Linked DNA regions of Homo sapiens: region 1 is linked to region 2. A link is a loop called in an ENCODE intact Hi-C map of the cell type or tissue named here. Cell type or tissue: lower leg skin. All regions are shown on one strand. Links, peaks and the distances in the headings refer to the core of each region. The heading gives the core; the rest is flanking DNA. Region 1 has its middle 15 kb from the start of DNAJC13. Region 2 overlaps CPNE4 (copine 4).

Region 1 (2,927 bases), core at 199-2,698, 370 kb after region 2:
ATTTTTAAAAACCGTGACTCAACTCTATGCTATTTACAAGAAACACAATTCAAATATAATACACATTGATTAAAAGTATGGGTGTGTGCCTGTAGTCCCAGCTACTCGAGAGCCTGAGGCAGGAGGATCACTTGAGTCCAGGAGTTCGAGGGTGCAGTAGGCTATGATCACACTACTATACTCCAGCTTGGACAACAGGGAGAAATTCCATCTCTTAAAAATAAATAAATAAGACTGAGACACGAGGATCTGGTGTTCCAACCCAGCAGGAAAATGCGGCCTTTGACTGAAGAGGAGACCCATGTCATGTTTGAGAAGATTGTGAAGTACATCAGGGAGAATCTTCAGCTGCTGCTGGACCGGCCTGACCGCACCTACTGTTTCTGGCTGCACAACGACCGGGTGGACTATGTGAGTGAGAAGATTGTGAAGCTGGATGCCAATATCTCCGGGGACAAGCTGGTGTCACTGGGGACCTGCTTCGGAAAAGTCACTAAGACCCACAAGTTTCGGTTCACGTCACAGCCCTGAATTACCTTGCACCTTATGCCGAGTATAAAGTGTGGATAAAGCGTGGTGCAGAGCAGTCCTTCCTCTATGGAAACCATGTGTTGAAATATAGTCTGGGTCGAATCACCGAAAATAGTTCTCAGTACCAGGGGAGTGGTGGTGTACTCCATGGCAGACATCCCTTTGGGTTTTGGGGTGGCAGCAAAATCTACACAAGACTGCAGAAAAGTAGACCCCATGGCGATTGTGGTACTTCATCAAGCAGACATTGGGGAATATGCACAGCATGAAGAGACGTTGACTTAAAACGAAGTCATTGCAAGGACAGCTGTGTGGAAGGGCCGAGTTTTGTTTCCTGTGTTTGTGTAGACTCCACCATCATGTTGAATTTTGTCAACACTATGGCCTCTTCAGGGACATCTTAGTTTACTGTACTCTCTATCACTGACAGATGCAGGCTGGATTCTTATTATATACAGAGATGGCTCAAAAATGGGGTTTCAGATCTTTGTGTTTGTGATGAAACAGAATACTCCGTTTCAAAAAAATTTAAATAAATAAATAAAGGATGGGAAAATACACATATTCTCAGTAGGAAAGCAAACATGTCTTCCATATGAAACAAGTATTACACCATTCATTTGTGTATTCATTCATCAAATATTTATTGAAAATATACTAGGTTCAAGACATGATGCTGAACATTTTTATCTAACTCATAATCTTAAAAGCCATATTTAAGAGTGAATTATGTCAGTCAGGGACCAGATGATAGTACCTGAATCACAGTAGATAGGTAGAAATTGTAAAAATAAATAAAGTAAACAAAAAAACCTATAGTCCAATACTTGAGATAGCTTTTGATCTATAAAGGCAAAATTTCCACATGTGCATCAAGATTGTCAGGCAAATTCATTAAGTGGAAATAAAATGGAGAGAGCAAAATCAGTTGAATAAAAGAAATAATTATATTCTTTATTGAGTTATACATCTTTCTTTTAAATAAGCATGTTTAACAAAATTGAGGTAGCAAATACAGTAATCAGTCCACCACTGTCACATGGAAAATAGTATTACAATTAGAAGAGAAGTTAAGATGAGGTTAGGAATCCTCATTGATAGGGAGTATTATGTGGATCTTCTATTCTGTTTTTGGTTAAATAGATATACTTTTCTTTAAAGTAGGGGTTTTGTTTGTTTGTTTGTTTGTTTTTTCCATTTCTACCCCTCCCAGTCTGATCCAGTTACCATCATCTGGGCTTCTGACTAATGCACTCTTAAATATGTCTTTTAAGATTATGAGTTACTATCTAAAAATGTGAAGAACTTATCATTATACCTTAAACTTAGTAGATTTTCAATAAATATTTGATGAACGAATGCATAAATGACATGATACTTGTTTGATATGAGATACATGTTTGCTTTCCTATTGGGACTTAGAGATTCCAGAAACATTAAGTTGGATATTCCTACAGTCCTAGGAGAATAATGGGAAACTTTCAAAGCACTTAGCATGTGTCAGAGACTATTCTAAGTGCTTCATAAATATTTACTGCTCTAGTCTTAACAAACATTTAAAAGCTATTATTCCTAGCCCTATTTTTAGATGAGGAAACTGAGGCACAAAGGGTTTTAATAACTTGCTTAAATTCTGCTTTCTTAAAGAACTACTAGTAAATGATAGACATGGGATTCAATGTCATGTAGTCTGGTTCCAAAGTTCCCACTCTAAACTGCTACTGAATTTGTATTCCAGTAGGTCTGCAAGTTGAATGTGCATCAGAATCACAATCAATCACATTCAACTTGTTAAAACAGATTTCTGGGCCCTATCCACAGAGACTCTGATTCAGTTGGTCCAGGGTAAATTCTGAGAATTTGCTGATCTAACAAGTTCCCAGGTGATGCTGATTCTTTTGGTCCAAGGTGCAGAAGTATACTTGAGAAGAAATCAAATTGCTACTGTGGACATTTCTTCTGTCTAATCCACTCTGGCTGAAAATAGAGGTTTCTGATCCTGACTGGACAGTACTCAAACTTCATATGCACACTGAGATGTGAGAGCCTAGTACATCTGGCTCTCAAACTAAAGTATGATTCCATATTCTTTCTCCCTACTGTTTGATCTTACAAGGTATTTTCTTTTTTGTGATAACAAAGTCATGCCTAGATTCTGATCGTTACCCCCAAATAAAATGATACTATTGATATGGTTTGGCTGTGTCCCCACCCAAACTCTCATGTTGAATTGTAATACCCATAATCTCCATAATCCCCACATGTCAAGGGAGTGACCAGGTAGAGGTAATTGAATTATGGGGACGGTTTCCTCCATGCTGTTCTCATGATAGTGAGTGAGCTGTCATGAGATCTGATGGTTTTATAAGTGTTTGGTAGCTCCTTCTGTGTTTATT
Region 2 (2,927 bases), core at 102-2,601:
AGTGCCTAGCACAGCTTTTGACATAAATGCTGTGACCAATTATTATTCAACAGATAGATGAATGAGACCCTTCTGCTGAGGGGGAAGGGGTAAGAGATGGGGGAAGGGATAAGAGATGGGAGAAGAGGCCCATTTAAAAATAAAATGGTGATAGCAAATAACAATCACAGTGAACCTGTGTTAAGCTCCTATTGTGTGCCAAGCATTGTATATATTATTGCTAACCTTTAACAAAAAGGAAAAATGGCGAAAGTAATTTTATTTTCTCTTCTTATAGATCTGCACTGTTTCAATAGGGTAGCCACTACCCACATAGGAGCATTAAGCACTTAAAATGTGGCAAATCTGAATTAAAATGTGCTGTAAGTATAAAAATACATGCTAGATTTCAAAGATTTAGTACTAGAAAAAAAAGAATGTAAAATATCTCAATAATCTCTATATCGATTACATGATTTTTTAAAATTTTGTGTTAAGTAAAATATATTCTTAATTTTTCTTTTTTTTTTTTTTAAAGGGTGAAGTTTGGGGAGAACTCCCAAGAGAATGGGCACAGGAAGTAGCATTTATCTACGCACTAAAATGCCAGACACTTTTAAACACCTCACATTTACAACAATTACTAGCCCCATTTTCCAGATCCTAATACTCGGGTTAAGTGATTCACCCAAATGCCTGGATCTTGAAAACTGTAGCCCAAATTTAAACAAGGTATTTCCGGATTCAGAGTTCTTCTGATAACAGGCCCAAGTGTAAGGAAACAAAGGGCGATCAGACCCCAGAAAGGCCTGTCACGAGGAGTTTTGAGAGTAGTCAGACTGTCCAGCCGCGGAGCAACCTAACCAGGCACTGGAAGACACCACCAGATGCTCAGGGCAAAACCTTTTGTCCCCTCTCCGCAGCGAGGCAATCCAGGCCGGAGAGTCAGATGCACCTGAGAAAACCAATATCCCCAGGGCATATCTTGGGGTTGGGTCAAACTCCATTCCTTATCCTAGAAGCCCTGCTTATGGGTCCCGGAGGTTGACTCTGCTAGTGCTCCGGCGCCCTCTAGCGATTGTCCATTCCAATGCCAGCTCTCTCTAGTCCGTCCTTCTAGACTCACCAGCTCCTAGGGCTTGCCCTGCCGTGGACCCCTGCCAGCCTGATTTTGCTCCTCCCCTACCTCAAGGTGCAATGAATTGCCCTACACTTGGATAAGAAAGAGGTCTTCTGGTCAATAAGCCTTAAACCTGAGCTTTCTAAAGTTAATCCGAAATACTGTATTTTCCCCCTGACATTTCCAAGGAGAAATTTCTCTAGTTTCCTAAGTAATAAGAAAAACAAAGTTAGAAATACTGTGTTCTGAGCCAAAGATGTAAAAGCAACATTTAAGAAAGTTTGTTCTTTTTGAATGACGCTTTAATTTAAAACAGAATAAAGGATTCCCCTGTGTGTTCCTGGAACTGTAAACACTCATAAACTCTCTTTGTTTACTTTATTGACTCAATTGTGACATTTAAAATAGAAAGCTAAGTCTATGCATGAGCAATTTTTTACAGAACATGCACATTAACAGAGATGGCTGCAGACAATGACTTTGTACAAATTCAATCACATTTATTGGGTAAATATTGCACTGGCTCCAAGAGACAGCAATGTAATAAGTCCCAAGCCTACTCCTCCTAACACTCTAATGGAGGTGGGAGACACCCCCGCAATCATCCCTAACTCATACTTAATAAAGATCAGCAGTGCACATGGTGCCAGAGATTGGCTCCACTGCTGTAATTATCTCCAGGGAACTTGAGTTTCTTTATGAGGGGAGTAATCAGAAGGGTTGTTGAATGAGTCTCCTGATTTTGAGAAGTCACTTATTTGAGCTTTAGTTTCCACATTTGTCAAATTAAATTGCTAGAGTCAGCAGATGATCCCCAAGCTCTCTTCCAGTTCTGAGAGTCATAGAACATGCACATTAACGGAGATGGCTGCAGACAATGACTTTGTACAAATTCAATCACATTTATTGGGTAAATATTGCACTGTTGAAAGTTGCTGATCACAGTTTAGAGATGAGTCCATCACAGATCAGCTTAAATGGGCTCCCCTTCCAGCCCTATGACTAAAATAATAGGACTGGAATAAACTTTCCCAAAGAAGGCATCCTTATCACTTTCTTATTTTTGAGACTTGCCTTCCAACCCTCAATATTTACTGAGCTAAAAGCTGATGGTTCCCAAGAGGGTTTCCAAAGAATACAGCAGACAAATAAAGGACTTCCCAGGATGTGCTGATTTAGGAGAAAATATATCCAATATATCACATATATTTAGTAGTTCATACAGCAAACAGAAAGCTCCCACATAACTGCAGTTTCTAGTACAGAAAAAGAAAACCTGAAAGTATATGTAGGCACTAATATGTTTTTATTATGCAGTCACAAGTTTAGGAGATATTCACTGAGTTTAACACTAATTGAGGCCTTACTATAGACTATTTCAAATAACATAGAAAAGATGATGCATCTTACCTGACCCATTTATTGTGCTTGATTTTTGGATTTACCATCAACTATCACATAAATACTTTATCCAAAAAATGGATGTGTAACCCCAACCTAAATTATTATCATAATGTGCTTCCCTGAAAAGAAAATATTATAAGATTTTGGGGACATCTTAAAAAGAATTAAAATCAGTAATCTATTCTTTGCCATCTACATTCAATCAGGAGAAAGGCAACTGTATTATTACATGTTGGAAGATCAGTTTTAATGCACCAAAGAATGGTCTTGAACTATGTGACATTTTATTTTGAATGCATTTAAATTTTTCTATTTTGATATTTTGTAAATCTAGTGTACTGGCTACTGTTGCCAAGGAAATATGACTTTGGGTTACTGAATGGATCTGCAAAGGTTTTTGTTTTTCTTTTAAAATATTAACAAG

Evidence for each region. Hi-C counts contacts between places; a loop is a spot of excess contacts. Peaks named below come from ENCODE experiments on the same cell type or tissue, not always from the same donor. Only the 100,000 strongest peaks of a DNase experiment are listed, where the experiment ranks them.
Region 1: it touches region 2 in a loop (13-fold over the local background); 17 of 110 quality-filtered maps call a loop at or near these places.

The regions. Positions count from the first base shown.
Region 1 is chr3:132,400,980-132,403,906 of GRCh38, forward strand. It overlaps the pseudogene NIP7P2. Among named protein-coding and RNA genes, the nearest start is that of DNAJC13, 15 kb to the right of the region's middle. In lower leg skin, for the core only: no CTCF peak of the experiment used is centred there; no DNase peak of the experiment used is centred there.
Region 2 is chr3:132,028,426-132,031,352 of GRCh38, forward strand. The region is part of intron 1 of CPNE4 (copine 4); the gene reads right to left. Among named protein-coding and RNA genes, the nearest start is that of CPNE4, 5.1 kb to the right of the region's middle. RefSeq lists an enhancer at 1,100-1,149. In lower leg skin, for the core only: no CTCF peak of the experiment used is centred there; a DNase peak (open chromatin) is centred at 1,056.